Linked DNA regions of Homo sapiens: region 2 is linked to region 1. The links are chromatin loops, found by intact Hi-C in ENCODE. Cell type or tissue: CD4-positive, alpha-beta T cell. All regions are shown on one strand.

Region 1 (8,000 bases):
GGGTCAGTGCACCGTGCGGGCAGGGCTCACCTTGTTGGCACAGCTAAAGCCCAGCCCCAGCTGGGCCAGAACCTTCAGCACACCTGGGCTGCTGTTGCACTTGACAGCATAAAAGGGCCGGACTCGTGGCAGGCACTTCAGAAAGCAAAAGTGCTTCCTCACTATGGCACCCAGGTCAGCCACGAAGAAGGCAGCTACCTCGTCCTGAATGACAAGAAGTGGATGAATGTGAGACCCCATCCAGCTCGCACCCTGTGCATGCCATCCGTGATCCTTCCAAGTACCTGACCCAGGTTCAGTACTGGCCACAGAGCTACCCTGCTGCTAAGTTTTCTGGGCCTCCCCAAGCCTACAGGGCAGAAGGCAAACTCCTCAGCCTGGCATTCAAGGCTCTGATCTAGCCCCAATCCCTCCCCTCAATGCGGCTAAAACTCCAGCTGTAGGCTGGATCATTTTCCCACCTTCAAACCTTTGTTCCCACCATGTCCTGCAGAATACCCTCCCCACTCCTGTGTCTGGCAAAATCCTTAAAGTTTCACTCAAATGCCACCTTCCCCAAACCAATAAGGCAACTCTGCTTTTAAATGCTCCCACTGCATTTGCATATGCTTCCAAGGTATCAGAACTGCATATGCATCTGTCCATTCTAGAAAAGGGTAAACTCCCTAAAGGCAGAAGCTATGACCTACAGCTCACTGCCTTCCAAACACAGGTGCTCAATGAAGCCTTAAGCTAGTCCCACTGACACTGCAACCTATCCCTATGGACAACTGTTCATTGTAGATGTGCTAAAGGCCAAACATGTATGAGGCTGTGGGTGAGACCACATTACTTAAATGTGGAAGGGACCCTTCCAGAGTTGCTTCCCTGGGACTCAGTTTCCCTTTCATGCAACACTTTTTTACTCATGCCCACTTGGTGCCAAACGTTATGCTAAGGGACAGAGATGACCAAACAGTACTGTTGTTCTGAAGGAGCTTGGGTCTGGAAGAAAAGGAACCCCTTAAGTACTTACAAGTCCATTCAGCAGATGTTAGATGGCAGTTTCTACAAGGTGCAATGCAGGGGCATGGAGAAAGAAAATAGAAAATCTGCCTGGGGCGATCAGGAAAGGCAACACTGATGAGAAGCAAGGAATGACTAGAAAGGGGTAAAGAGGGGAGAGGCTGAGAGAAGGATGCTGCAGGCAGAAGGAACAGCCTGGGCAAAGGCATGGTAATAGCATCATTGGGCACACAGCATCATTGGGAAATGCAAATTGAGTCATTCAGCTCCGAAGGAGCATAATATATACTGTGGGGAAAGCTGGGAATGGGGCTATGGAGGCAGGGAAGCTCTGACTTGATCCTGTAGGCAGTGGAGAATTGCCAAATTCAGATTTTGAACAGGACTATGATACCTTTGGAGGGGGTGGCATGAGACCGGGAGATCAGGGGGCCTTTGGAGAGAGGAAGACTGAACTAGAAAGCGAGGTTCCACATAAGCACACTGGAGGCTTATTTAAGGAGGCAGAATTCACAGAGCTTGGTAATGCCTAGATGTGGGCGGTGAGGGAGAGGGGGCAGCAGGAAAGGAATCCCCCGTTTCTGACCTTGGAGGGCTGGGTAAAAAGGCAACATAGGAGGGGCAGGTTTGGGGGCAAGGACAAAGAATTGGGGATAAATTGAGCCCCTCTCTTGCAAATAGCAAGGATTGCGTACCAAATAAGCGAAAGGATAAGATGAGGGCCCTAGGGACCCTTCCTGAGGAGGCAGCTGATCTGTACAGGGGACCGGGGACCCACCCCCATTCCCAGCCCCTCACCGTGGTGGCCTGTGAGGCCCCCAGAGTGAGTTCCTTCAGCAGGTCTCGGGTACTGAAGCCCTCCTCCACCATCACAAAGTCCGATTCACTCAGGTAGCCAGCCATGCCTTGCAGGAGGAGCTGACGGGCTGGATGGAGCCGCTGCTGCAGCCGCCGCCTTAGAAAGTATGCAACACACTGCGGGGCGAGGGGAGATGAAGGGAACCGCTGGGGGGCCGGCTCTGCTGCCCCACTCGCCTCCCGAGGCCAGGGATCCCAATCCCGTCACAACCCGCCCCCAGCACAAGCCCGGGGTTCACTGGGCAAGGGTGGAGAAAGTCAAGAATCCCGGATTTCAGACGGAGACAAGGCACCGTATGCCCAAATGTCACTGCCTCTCCGAGTCAGTTGCTCCCTCTGTAAAATGGATGAATTGTTTTGGAGAGCCTTCCCAGTTCTGAAATTCTGGATTTCAGGAAAGAGTGAGAGAGAGATGGAACAGAAAATCTGAGAAACTTGGGTGGGGAAGTTTCCAGGGCGCCCCCAGTCTTGACCACGCCCACCTAGAGGGTAGCCGGTGGCCACATCAAGGCGTCTCAGCCTAAGAGCAAGAGCTTAAGTTCGAGTCCGCTCTCTACTGCTTGACCTCGGGTACCCTCTGACCCTTTCGGAGCCGCAGTTTCCCCAATTGTAAATGGGGGCTGGACTGATCCTGAGGTGCTAGAATTCTAGGCGTGCCTGGGGACGCCACGCGGTGGGTGGGGGCCGCAAGCTCCTGGGAGAGAACGGAAGGCCGAGGTTTTTTCTGTCCGAGTGACTCCTACAGAGTGCAGGGCTGAGGTCCCCCCAACCCCCAGGGCCCCTTACCAAACTCCGTCCTCCTTCGCGGGGGCCAGAGCCAGGCGCGCTGCTAGGGGGGGTCGCCGGTGACCTCGAAACTTGTGCAACACCCCGAGGAGGAGTGGCAGTTGCGGAGCCGAGGCCTCTGCTGACAGGAGGCAGAAGGGGCAGGGAGGCAGGTCAGCACCAGGGCGGAGGGCGTCCGCTCCCCGAGGCTCCCCAGGCCACTTTCCGCACTCGCCTTAAAACGCATTTACACGGCTTCGGCCCATAGGTCTCCCCAGGGAGTGAATCGGATCCTCGGCGCCTCCGCTCTCTCGCTTCCCCGGGCTCGGGTCCCGCGGCCTGCGCCCCGCCAGCCCAGCAGCCACAGACCCCCACGCCCCGCCTTCCGCCCGCCGCTGGCTTATATAACCCCGCCCAGGCCCCGCCCATAGTGCCGAGGCCCTACCTCCGCTTGGCCGTAGCCCTGGCAACCGGGTGCCGCCATCCCATTGGTCGATTCCGACATAAAGCATTCAGCTCTGCTCGCCCTTACTGTAGTCTTCTCCCCCGGAGGCCTGGCGGTGGCTACCTCACGCTGGAAGTCAGAACTACAGGGCCGCCGCCACGCAGGTGAGACACTTAGACCCTGCATCTTAGGTCTTAGAGAGTGGGCAGGACCAGGAAGCCTTTTCTGCCTCTGCCTCAACTTACTTCGTGGTCCAGCTCTTGTCTGCGTCAGGAACTGCTCACTCATCTCTCGAAACCCGGTTCCAATGACATGTCCTTGTATTACTTTTGTAATAAAATTCTTTTTATTTAATTGCCTCTTCCAGGCATCTTCCCCGACTCCAACTCAAAACGCATCTAAAATGTCTTCAGAGAACCTTTTTGTGACTTTCCCAGTTCAGGGCAATCCCTCCCTTTATCCCATCCTGTGAACCCGGCAAACTCTTACTCATCTCTCAATAGAAATGTGTCTCCTTCTCCAAGAAGCTTTCCCGGACTTCCTCAACTCAAAGCATTTCTTCTATACCGAAAGCTGCTGCTCACCCATCAAAGTCCTGTATAATGTCACCTCTGTTGAACCTTCCATGACTTGCCTGGCCCCAAGGAACACAGCATTTAGTCTGTCTGGACCCCTCACTCATTTGGTTCTTGTTACCCATAGCGTGAGATTCCTGTTGTTATTTTACACTTCTTGTTTGGTTACACTTTGCATCTAGTTTGTGATTTCCCAAGGGCAAGGACTGAATACCCTGCTCAAGAGCCTGGTGCCTGGCATAGACAAGAATGCTGAGGAAGATTCAATAGCTGTGTTACTCAAAAGCTGATATAAAAGTTCATCTGGAAAAGTAAGTGTACAAGAACAGTCAAGACACTCTTTTTGCCCAGGCTGGAGTGCAATGGCACGATCTCAGCTCACTGCAACCTCTGCCTCCTGGGTTCAAGCGATTCTCCTGCCTCAGCCTCCCAAGTAACTGGGATTATAGGCGCATGCCACCACGCACAGCTAATTTTGTATTTTCAGTAGAGATGGGGTTTCACCATATTGGCCAGGGTGGTCTTGAACTCCTGACCTCCAGTAATCTACCCGCCCCGGCCTCCCAAAGTGCTGGGATTATAGGCGTGAGCCACCGCGCCCGGCCAAAACTACAGTCTTTAAAACAGTATGGTGCTGGAGCAGGAAGAGACAGTGGTAAAACAGAACAGGGTCTACAACAGTCCCATATACATTGGAGATTGGTACACAATGGAGGCAGCATTTCAAATCAATGAAGCCAAAGGGCTTTTGGTCTACCATATGTCTTCATGTCCCCTGCTAGGCTGTGGGCTTTTTTTTTTTTTTTTCTCTTTTGAGACAAGATCTGGCTCTGTCACCCAGGCTGGAGTGCAGTGACATGACCTCAGCTCACTGCAACCTCCACCTCCCAGGCTCAAGTGATCCTCCAACCTCGGCCTCCCAAGTAGCTGGGACTACAAGTGCATGCTACCATACCTTGCTGATTTTTGTATTTTTTGTAGAGACAGGGTTTCGCCCTGTTGCCCAGGCTAGTCTCAAACTCCTGAGCTCTAGCAATCTGCCTGCCTCAGCCTCCCAAAGTGCTGGGATTACAGGCGTGAGCCACCATGCCCAGTGGGCTGTAGACTTTTTTTTAAATCAGAGGCACTTCTTGTCCCGCCTTAGTATCTCCCTAGGACACTGCACAACCTAGTTAGAACATGCTCAGTACACAAATGGTGTGGGGCAGGGACCAGAAGCAGGAGAGCCATTTTCTGCTCCCTACCCAGCTGGGACATATAATTGCTGGGTGTCCTTGGCTGAGTCACCCTAACTGGATCTGGGTCACTTCTGCCTGGCTTGATTTCCCCCTGTGAACTGAGAGGTTTCAGACTGATTTCTCTGGGCCCTTCTGCCTGGAACCATCTTGTTTTCTATGCATAGGAGTAGTATTTCAGGAGGCAGCTTTATAGGACAGTCATTTGCAGGACCTTTCTTTGAGATTAATAGTCATTTGCAACATAGTATGAGAACAAGTATCTACCAATCAGGAAGGGTAGATTAGGACGGCCATGGCAGAAACCCTAAAAGATTATACTGAGAGGGCCAGGCGCGGTGGCTCACGCCTGTAATCCTAGCTGAGATGGGAGGATCACGAGGTCAGGAGATCGAGACCATCCTGGCTAACATGGTGAAACCCCATCTCTACTAAAAATACAAAAAAAAATTAGCCAGGTGCGGTGGCGGGAGCCTGTAGTCCCAGCTACTCGGGAGGCTGGGGCAGGAGAATGGCGTGAACCCGGGAGGCGGAGCTTGCGGTGAGCCGAGATCACGCCACCGCACTCCAGCCTGGGTGACAGAGCAAGACTCTGTCTCAAAAAAAAAAAAAAAATTAGACTGAGAGGAGAGGAGCACCCGAATAACTTTGGCTCTACTTTTAGTTAAATCATTCTCTGAGCTGTCTGCATTTGGATGTCATGGTCTGGGTCTGCCCTACCAGCTTTTTTCATCACCTAGTAGGCACATAATAGGTACATTCAATATGTTTACTGAATGAATCAATAGAGGTAAGAAGAAACGAGCCAGAATCCAGTCTGTCCATTTGGAATCTATCAAGAGTAAGTAATCAGAGCAGAAAAATCTGCACCCTGGACTGAGTACAGATAGGCTGTGGCTTTTTCTTTTTTCCCTGCTTGTTATGTGATGTCATTGAAACTCCATGACAACCCTATGTCACAGGAGCCACATTTGTTCTCATTTTACAGATGAGGAATATAAAGCTCAGAAAAGTTCAATAACTTGCCCAGGATCACACAGCAAGTAAAGGTGAAGACTAGATTTAAATACAAGCCAATTCTGACCTTTAACCTTTATGCTTGACTGCCAATCAGTGGCTGAGAATTCTGGCCCCAGCTAAACAAAAGTTACACACTCATCCTGCCAGCATCCAACCCAAAAGCTGGTAGCTTCTCTTCTGCTTGTCTCTCATGCTACTGCTGTTGTAGCATCTATGATTGCTGTGCTGAGCCCTCAAGAACATGGAGCAGAAGCAGGATAAAAATCTTCTGATCTCTAGTCAGAATCATGTCAGCCAAGTCAATCTATTCTTCATAAACCAAGAGTAATCATAGTCACAAACGTTGCAATAATAAAAATGCCTTATTAGTACATAGAACTGGAGAGTTTGAAAAATACTTTCCTGTTCATCATTTTATTCAGGCTTCCCAAAATTCCACCAGTATTAATTTCTTAGGGATGCCATAACAAAGTACCAAAAATGAGTGGCTTAAAATAACAGAAATGTATTGTCTCCAGTTATGGAGGCTAGGAGTCTGGAGTCAAGGAGTTGGCAGGGCCATGTTCTCTCTGATGGCTCTAGGAGAGAATCTTTCCTTGCTTCTTCTAGCCTATGGTGTTAGCTGGCAATCCTTGGCGTTCCTTGGCTCGTAATGCATCACTCCAGTCACATGGCCGTCTTCTCCCTGTGTGTCTTCATATGATCTTCCCTCTATATGTGTTTGTCTCTGGGTCCAAATTTCCCCTTTTAATAAGGATGCTTATCATATGGGATTAGGGTCCATCCTAATGACCCCATTTAAATTTGATTACCTCTGCAAAGTCCTGTTTCCAAATAAGGTCACATTCTGTGGCACTGGAGGTTAGGACTTAAAAATAACATTTTACAAGGACACAATTCAACCCATAACACCACCAAACACTTCTTTTTTCATAATTGACCAAAATATAGATCCACGATGACACCTAGTTGCGAGGGAGGTGGGAAGACGTAGTCTTTATTTGGGTACATTGCTGTTCCTCCTACCCCCCAATAAAATCAAAATACTAATGAAGACAAGGAGAGAAGATATTTTGTGGTAACTAGTAGGGAAGATTATTTCTCCCTTTTAAAGATCAGTATACCACCGGGTGTGGCAGCTCATGCCTGTAATCCCAGCACTTTGGGAGGCTGAGGCAGGTGAATCACTTGAGGTCAGGAGTTCAAGACCAGCCTGGCCAACATAGTGAAACCCCATCTCTACTAAAAATACAAAAAATTAGCCGGGCATGGTGGTGAGCACCTGTAATCCCAGGTACTGGGGCAGCTGAGGTGGGAGAATCAATTGAACCCAGGAGGCAGATGTTGCAGTGAGCCAAGATTGCACCACTGCACTCCAGTCTGGGCAATAGAGCAAGACTCCATCTCTAAAAAAATAAAAAATAAAGATCAGTATATCAGTTGCTATGGTTTGAATGTGTCTCTCAAAAAGCTTGGGTTGTAATTTAATACCCAATGCAACAGTGTTGGGAGGTGGGGCCTAATGGGAAGTGTTTAAGTCATGAGGGCTCCACCACCATAAATGGATTAATGCCCATTATAAAAGGGCTCAAGGCTGTGAGTTCAACCTCTTGCTCTCTCTTGCCCTCTCCACCACCTTCCACCATGAAATTATGCAGCAAGAAGGCCTCCACTAGATGCAGCTCCTCAGTCTTGGACTTCCCAGCCTCCAGAGCCATGAGCCAATTTTCTGTTCATTATAACTTACACAGACTCAGGTATTCTGTTGCAGCAGCACAAAATGGACTAAGACACCAGTTCAGAATGATTATGGAATTTATTCCATAGGGAGAAGTAGACAGAGAAGTAAACAAACATTATTTGAGCACCTGTTGTGTGGCAGACATCATACTGAATGTTTACAAACACATGATTGCATTTAATCTTTAGATAACCCTGTAAGACAGGCATTATTAGCCCCATTTTACAGGTGAGAAAATTGGGATTAAATCCTTTGTCTAAGGTTACCCAGCTAGTGAGTATCAGAACGGAAACTTCACTCTGGTCTGTCTGACTATGCCAGTGAGATGGGCTCTGAGAATAAGGCATGAAGCTCAG
Region 2 (8,000 bases), 370 kb after region 1:
GTGCACGTTTATTTTGTACACACTCCTGTGCACTCTGGAACATTCAGAGACACCCTCACAGACACACAGAGGCTAGCACAGTCAGGTGTTCTCAACACTCAGGTGCCTTCACCCAGCCCAGGGCTGTCCCCTTCTCTCCAGCCAAGCAGGCTCCGCCTTTTCTCCCCGCCCACTTCCCACCGTCCTCTGGGGCCTCTAGGGCCTCTCTCCAGAGCTGGGGGAGGGGACAGGGCAGGGCTTACCCGGCTGATGTGGCAACAGCGCTCACCTGCAGCCAGGGCCACGCCCTCCACTGGGAAAGGCTTAAAGGAGCAGGAATCCCAGGTGTTGACCTCACAGGGTCTGTGCCCATGTTTTTCAGATGGGGTCAAATGGAGAATGGGACTTGAACCCAGGACTCCAGTGCCAAGAGCTGGGTGGGGAGTAGGCAGGGGATGCTCCTGCTGGGAATGGGGAAGCCTGGGTTCCAGACCCACCTCTTGCCTGCCCTGGTTAGCTGCTTGGCAACCTACGCCTCCCCACTGCTCCTCAGCTCCCTGACAGGCACTCCCACCTTCTTGCAGTCCCTGTCTCAGGAGTCAGCACTCTCCTGAAAGCCACCCAAGCCAGAAACCTGGGCATCCCGCCACACACCTCTCTCTACCTGTGGAATCTATCCCTAAACATTTCCTGAACCTGGGTAGAAGATGCAGTAGGCAACCAGCCAGCTCTTTCCCAGCTCTGTGACTTAGGGCAAGTCACTGCTGTTCTCTGACCCTCAGTTTCCTCATCTGTAAATGAGGCGTGATCACACCCACCTCACAGGATTGATGAGACAATTTAACTACATAATACAGATAGAGCGCTGTAGGCCCAGGCCCAAGAACTCTGGACTGGTTTGGTGAGTGACTAGATATATGGATGAGTTGCCCAACATACTGAGGCAGGCCAGGTCACCCCTACTGCAGCCTCACTGATCCTGCCACCTCCTAGGGAATTCCAAAGGACCTGTCTCACAGTGTGGTTTGCTGCTGCTTCCAAAGCTCGGGCAGCCCAGCCCAGCCCAGCCCTAACTGCTGTATCAAGGTAGAAGGGTTAGGCCGGTGGACAGTGGCAGAGGTGGAGAGGGGTCAGGGAGACACAGCCATGCCTGTGGGAGCCACCAGCCTGCTGGGGGAGATCCAGCTCAGCTCTGCTCCTGGAGTACCTGGCTGAAGCAAGGAAGGCCCATTCTGTTCTTGCGGCTCCAAGGCTAGTTAGTGAACATATCTAGCATGGCCCAAGGGCTCCAAAGCCTGAAGTAGAAGCAGCCTGGTCCAGGAGCTCCTGGGCTGGTAAGGGAGACACTCCTGAGCCCAGGTCCTCAAACTAGTTGGGGAGATAGAGCATTCGCCTGGGATTCCCAGTCTGATGGGAGCAAATTGCCCTCTCCTAGGGGCTCCTAGGCTGGTAAAAAACACAACTCTTTCCGGGCGCGGTGGCTCACACCTGTAATCCCAGCACTTTGGGAGGCCAAGGCAGGCGGATCACCTGAGGTCGGGAGTTCGAGACCAGCCTGACCAACATGGAAAAACCCCGTCTCTACTAAAAATTAGCCGGACATGGTGGCACATGCCTATAATCCCAGCTACTCGGGAGGCTGAGGCAGGAGAATCGCTTGAACCTGGGAGGCGGAGGTTGCAGTGAGCCGAGATCGTGCCATTGCACCCCAGCCTGGGCAACAAGAGCAAAACTCCGACTCAAAAAAAAAAAAAAAAAAAAAAAAGGCTGGGCGCGGTGGCTCATGCCTCTCATCCCAGCACTTTGGGAGGCTGAGGCGGGTGGATCACAAGGTCAGGAGTTCAAGACCAGCCTGGCCAACATGGTGAAATCCCGTCTCTACTAAAAATACAAAAGTTAGCCAGGCGTGGTGGCGGGCACCTGTAATCCCAGCTACTCAGGAGGCTGAGGCAGGAGAATCGCTTGAAACCGGAAGACGGAGGTTGCAGTGAGCCGAGATTGCACCACTGCACTCTAGCCTGGGCAAAAGAGTGAAACTCCATCTCGAAGACAAAAAAACATAACTCTTGCCAGGTGCAGTAGCTCATGCCTGTAATTCTAGCACTTTGGGAGGCTGAGGCAGGTGGATCACCTGAGGTCAGGAGTTCAAGACTAGCCTGGCCAACATGAGGAAATCTTGTCTCTTCTAAAAATACAAAAACTAGCCGGGCATGTTGACGGGTGCCTGTAATCCCAGCTACTCGGGATGCTGAGGCAGGAGAATCACTTGAACCTGGGAAGCAGAGGTTGCAGTGAGCCGAGATCTTGCCACTTCACTACAGCCTGGGCGAAAGAGTGAAACTCCATCTAAAAAAAGAAAAAAAAAACACTCTTGTTCTCAGGGACCCCAAGTCACAAAAGAAAACAGACCTGGGACACAGAGGAGTAGTGAGCACAGATGAATTCAGCTTTGTGCGTGAGCCTGTTGCATATTTGTGCACCATTTGTGACTCTGTGCATGTGTGTGCGTGTGTGTGTGGCTGTGTTGACTCTGTGTATGTGCCTTTGAGCCGAGGCTGTTGAGAAAGCTTAGTGAGTGTGGACCCAGTTGGGTGGAATCGCTTATTCATTAGACACACATTTACCAAACATTCACAGGGCAGGGCCCTAGGCATAACATGGAGCCCTTGACTGATGAGGTTCTTGTTTTTGAGGGCTTCACTCTGTAATGAGGGGAGATTAGGCACTAAACAAAAAAATCCTGCTGGGTATGGTGGCTCACACATGTAATCCCAGCACTTTGGGAGGCTGAGTCGGGCGGATCACCTGAGGTCAGGAGTTCGAGACCAGCCTGGCCAATATAGTGAAACCAATAGAGTGAAACCAATATAGTGACCAGCCTGGCCAATATAGTAGTTTTGTAAAAATACAAAAAGTAGCCAGGCATGGTGGTGCACACCTGTAGTCCCTCCCAGCTACTCAGAAGGCTGAGGCAAGAGAATTGCTTGAACCCAGGAGGTGGAGGTTGCAGTGAGCCGAGATCGCGCCACTGCACTCCAGCCTGGGGGACAGAGTGAGACTGCATCTTAAAAAACAAAACAAAACAGCCGGGCGCGGTGGCTCACGCCTCTAATCCCAGCACTTTGGGAGGCCGAGGTGGGCGGATCACAAGGTCAGGAGTTCGAGACCATCCTGGCTAACACGGTGAAACCCCATCTCTACTAAAAAAATACCAAAAAAAATTAGTCGGGCGTAGGTGGTGCACGCCTGCAGTCCCAGCTACTCGCGAGGCTGAGGCAGGAGAACGGCGTAAAACCCGGGAGGTGGAGCTTGCAGTGAGCCGAGATCGCGCGCCACTGCACTCCAGCCTGGGAGACAGAGCGAGATACTGTCTCAAAAAAAAAAAAAAAAAAAAAAAAAAAACAAGAAATGCAAAAGAAACTCAGGCGACCATAGGACCACAGGGAGGGAGCGTCCTGGAAAAAGTGATATTTAAGCTGTGTTCTGAGTAACAAGCTTTAGGGCTTGGGGAAAGGGTGTTCCAGATACAAGGAGTGGCATGTGCAAAGGCTGTGGACCTGGGAGAGGACACGGGGAAAGGTTTTTCTGGAGAAGATGGCTGGATGGGGTTTTGGAAGCGGTAAGGAGAACAAACGGGGCGTTGCTTCAGTTTGAGGGATGTAGTGGGATTGGCCAGGGGAAGATTGCTGGCTTGGGCCTGCACCTGGGGACGGAGGGGCAGTTCCCAGAGGAGTCCAAGGAGCTGAAGGTGCTGCCAACTCCAGAGAGGAGTAGGGAAGCTCCGAAGAGGGGGTTTAGGGAGAGAGCTCCTGGACTGGCCTCTGGGCTGTGCTAGGGGAGAGAGAGACCCATGGAGGCCCGCGAGCCTGGGAAAGGGTCCCCAGCGTTCTCATTCCACAAAGGAATTCAATCAGAGCTCCCTCACAGGACAGAGGGAATTACGGTACATGCACTTCTCCTAAGTTGCTCATTTATTCCTCTCAAGAACTATAATACATTTCCCATTTGAAAACAAAGGAGGCTGGGCGCAGTGGCTCACGCCTGTAATCCCAGCACTTTGGGCGGCCGAGGCCGGTGGATCACAAGATCGGGAGATCGAGACCATCCTGGCTAACACAGTGAAACCCCGTCTCTACTAAAAACATATAAAAAAATTAGCCAGGCGTGGTGGCGGGCGCCTGTAGTCCCAGCTACTCGGGAGGCTGAGGCAGGAGAATGGCGTGAACCTGGAAGGCGGAACTTGCAGTGACCGGAGATCGCGCCACTGCACTCCAGCCTGGGCGACACAGCCAGACTCCGTCGTCTCAAAAAAAAAAAAAAAAAAAAAAAAAAAAAAAAGGAAGCAGAAGCTCAGAGAAGCCTAAGGGTACAGAGCGGGGAAACGTGAGAGACTGCTCTGCTCTGGATTCGAACCCAGCTCAGAGTCTAAGGCCTGGCACCTTCCCTGAGTCCCACAGCCTCCCAGCAAGCGCATGCGCCCTTTAAACTCCAGCAGCTCGCTATGGGTGGATCTGCGGCTATTATTGTTGTGTGTTCATTATCACTGCGGTGCTAAAGGACGTCCTTGATTCAGCTGGGACGCCGACCTCCCCACTGTCGGCGCGCCATCGGTCCTGAAAACTCAGGGCCCGGGCGGCCCCGCGCGGCTGCGGCGGAAAAGACAACCCCCGGGGCGCGGGGTCGGCGTGGCGGCGCCCCCTGGAGGCAGTGCTCGGCATTGCCCGACCTGGGGAGGAACGACCCTGAACGCAGCTTCCTCTGAAGCGGTGGCTGGTGGTCAGCACCGGGTAGGCCCCAATGGCTCCCAGACAGCGGTCCCAGAGGGCAGGGAGAAAGAAGGAAATAAAGAGAAGAACACTTATCAAGTGTCTCTTGTATACTGGGCAAAAGGCTGGGCATTTCCTGCACATTTTCTCATTTAACGCCCACCCAATCTCATTTCCTAGAAGCAGAATCAGGGGGCCAGGCGCGGCGGCTCACGCCTGTAATCCCAGCACTTTGGAAGGCCGAGGCGGGTGGATCACCTGAGGTCAGGAGTTTGAGACTAGCCCGGCCAACATAGTGGAACTCCGTCTCTACTAAAAATACAAAAATTAGCCTGGCGTGGTGGCAAGTGCCTGTAATCCTAGCTACTCAGGAGGCTAAGGCAGGAGAATTGCTTGAACTCGGGAGGCGGAGGTTGCAGTGAGCTGAGATCCAGCCACTGCACTCCAGCCTGGGTGACAGAGTGAGACTTTGTTTCAAAAAAAGAAAAAAAGAAGTGGCCGGGCGCTGTGGCTCACGTCTGTAATCCCAGCACTTTGGGGGGCCAAGGTGGGCAGATCACGAGGTGAGGAGATCGAGACCATCCTGGCTAACATGGTGAAACCCCATCTCTACTAAAAATACAAAAAATTAGCTGGGCGTGGTGGTGGGCGCCTGTAGTCCCAGCTACTCGAGAGTCTGAGGCAGGAGAATGGCATGAACCTGAGAGGCGGAGCTTGCAGTGAGCTGAGATGGCACCACTGCACTCCAGCCTGGGTGACAGAGCAAGACTTGGTCTCAAAAAAAAAAAAAAAAAAAAAAAAGGAAGCAGAACCAGAGAGGTTAAGTAATTTGCCCGGAGACACAAAACAAGTCTGTGGCCATGCCTGGGCCCCTTGGGGCTAAGTCTGAGGATGGAAAGGCTGCCAGATTCCCACTAGACTATAAGTCTCTGAAAGTCAAGGTTAATGACAATGATGTGGATAACACATCATTTATTCGTGGAGGCAGTGTATTGAATCTTGGGTGCCACCATTTCCTCTCTGTGTGACTTTGGTCAACTAAGTTGCATAACCTCTCCAAGCCTCAGTTTTCTCATCAGTAAATGGGCTTTATTACAGGCCCCATGTTATAGGGCTGTTCTGAAGATTTATTGCATTAAAGCAGATAAAATGCCTTCTAGCCCAGGTGCAGTGGCTCCGGCCTGTAATCCCAGCACTTTGGGAGGCCCAAGCAGGCAGATCACCTGAGGTCAGGAGTCTGAGACCAGCCTGGCCAACACGGCGAAATCTCCTCTCTACTAAAAATACAAAAATTAGCCAGGCATGGTGGTGGGTGCCTGTAATCCCAGCTAATCAGGAGGCTGAGGCAGGAGAATTGCTTGAATCCGGGAGGTGGAGGTTGCAGAGAGCCAAAATTGCGCCACTGCACTCCAGCCTGGGTGACAGAGCGAGACTCTGTCTCAAAAAAAAAAAAAAAAGACTAGTTTAGCATCTGGCTTGCAGTAGGGGCTCAAGAATATAGCTAACATCATTTACTAATTTGGCCACTATTTGTTTTTTCTTTTCATTCTTTATTCTCTTCTATTTGTCTTATTCATTACTATACTCTTCATGAACACATCATTTGGCCACTATTTGTTGAAAACCTAGGGACAAGGGACACAGCCATGAAGTCATACAGATATAGGTCTTGCTTTAATGACTTACTGTCTTTGTGTTCTTAGGGTTTAACACATTGTCTGGCCTAACAAATGGTGAAGTGAATGAATGAGCGAGTGAAAACACATGCTGTAGTCAGCCAGCCCCTGGTTGCAGCTTCAGAGAGAGGAAGCAGGAGAAAGGGGAGTTTCAAAAATAATAGTTAATTATTTCTTGTTTTTGTTTTGTTTTGAGACAGAATTTTGCTCTTGTTTCCCAGGCTGGAGTGCAATGGCACGATCTCGGCTCACTGCAACCTCCGCCTCCTGGGTTCAAGCGATTCTCCTGCCTCAGCCTCCCGAGTAGGTGGGATTACAGGCATGCACCACCATGCCCAGCTAATTTTGTATTTTTAGTAGAGACGGGGTTTCTCCATGTTGGTCAGGCTGGTCTTGAACTCCCGACCTCAGGTGATCCACCCACCTCGGCCTCCCAAAGTGCTGGGATTACAGGAGTGAGCCACCGCGCCTGGCTGTGTTATCTAATTTTACAGAGAAGAAAACAATTTCCATGAAGTGGAGTGACTTTCCTAAGGTCACACAGCAAGTAAGCGCTCCAAAGCTTGGATTCATACCCTGGCTCTCTAGAAGCAGTAGGTCAAGGCTGGGTGCGGTGGCTCATGCCTGTAATCCCAGCACTTTGGAAGGTCAAGGCTGGAGGATCGTTTGAGTTCAAGAGTTCAAGACCAGCCTGGGCAACATGGTGAGATACCCCTCTATCTGGCTGTGATCTGTACAAAAAATAAAATATTTAGCCGGGTGGGGTGGCACACACCTGTGGTCCCACTGATCATACCACTGCACTCCAGCCTGGGCAAGAGCAAGACTCTGTCTGAAAACAAAAAACAGAAGTGGTGGGTCTGAGGGCCCTGCCAGGGCATCTCTGTACCACCCTCCTCCCACCTCTAGACGGGTTGCTGGAGCTCTTGGCACAAAGAAAGTGAGCAGAGGCCAGGCGTGGTGGCTCATGCCTGTAATCCCAGCACTTTGGGAGACCCAGGAGGGCGGATTGAAGGTCAAGAGTTCACGACCAGCCTGGCCAATATGGAGAAACCCCTTCTCTACTAAAAATACAAAAATTAGCCAGGTGTGGAGGCAGGTGGCTCAGGAGGCTGAGGCAGGAGAACCCAGGAGGCAGAGATTGCAGTGAGCCAAGATCATGCCATTGCACTCCAGCCTGGGGGACAAGAGCAAGAACGCCGTCTCAAAAAAAAAAAAAAAGTGAGCAGAATGGCCTCCACCTGCATCAGTAGTAATGGGGAATGTGCTACTCTCAGCTTGGAGAGCAGCTCCACTTCCAGTGGCTCATGTGTTGAGCCTCACATTTGATTGCATTTCACAACAACCCTGTGAAGAGGGTGTTAATTGCCCATTTTGCTGAGAGGGAGCTGAGGTTCAGGGAGGTTGGTTTCCCAGGGTCCTATAGGATCTGCTCTGGGGTCTGGTAGAGACAGCTGCCAAGGCCATGCCTCCCCTGCTGCCCTCTGGTGCCTCTCCACTTCCCAGCTCATCCATCCATTCCTCCCACACGCATGTCCACTCACTCACAGTCCCCTGCCTGCCCCATTCTACCAGCCAC

What was found. Hi-C counts contacts between places; a loop is a spot of excess contacts. Peaks named below come from ENCODE experiments on the same cell type or tissue, not always from the same donor. Only the 100,000 strongest peaks of a DNase experiment are listed, where the experiment ranks them.
Region 2: a loop joins it to region 1, with 5 times the contacts of the local background. A loop is called at or near these places in 28 of 110 quality-filtered maps.

What each region holds. Positions count from the first base shown.
Region 1 is chr1:33,076,158-33,084,157 of GRCh38, reverse strand. It overlaps AZIN2 (antizyme inhibitor 2), which reads right to left and starts at 3,005. Exons shown (of 12, transcript NM_052998.4): 1 at 2,864-3,005; 2 at 2,650-2,770; 3 at 2,346-2,557; 4 at 1,804-1,980; 5 at 31-204. The coding sequence starts at 1,908. LOC105378635 (a long non-coding RNA gene) reads left to right here and starts at 3,162. Exons shown (of 3, transcript XR_947163.2): 1 at 3,162-3,237; 2 at 3,831-3,959; 3 at 5,872-6,274. RefSeq lists an enhancer at 1-62 and a silencer at 2,784-3,043. In CD4-positive, alpha-beta T cell, no CTCF peak of the experiment used is centred here; DNase peaks (open chromatin) are centred at 2,387 and 3,087; H3K4me3 peaks cover 1,779 bases; H3K27ac peaks cover 1,120 bases.
Region 2 is chr1:32,709,016-32,717,015 of GRCh38, reverse strand. No RefSeq gene overlaps it. Among named protein-coding and RNA genes, the nearest start is that of SYNC, 10 kb to the right of the region's middle. RefSeq lists silencers at 2,394-2,688, 4,559-4,798. In CD4-positive, alpha-beta T cell, CTCF peaks have their summits at 4,465 and 4,668 (motif pointing left); DNase peaks (open chromatin) are centred at 195 and 4,605; H3K4me3 peaks cover 427 bases.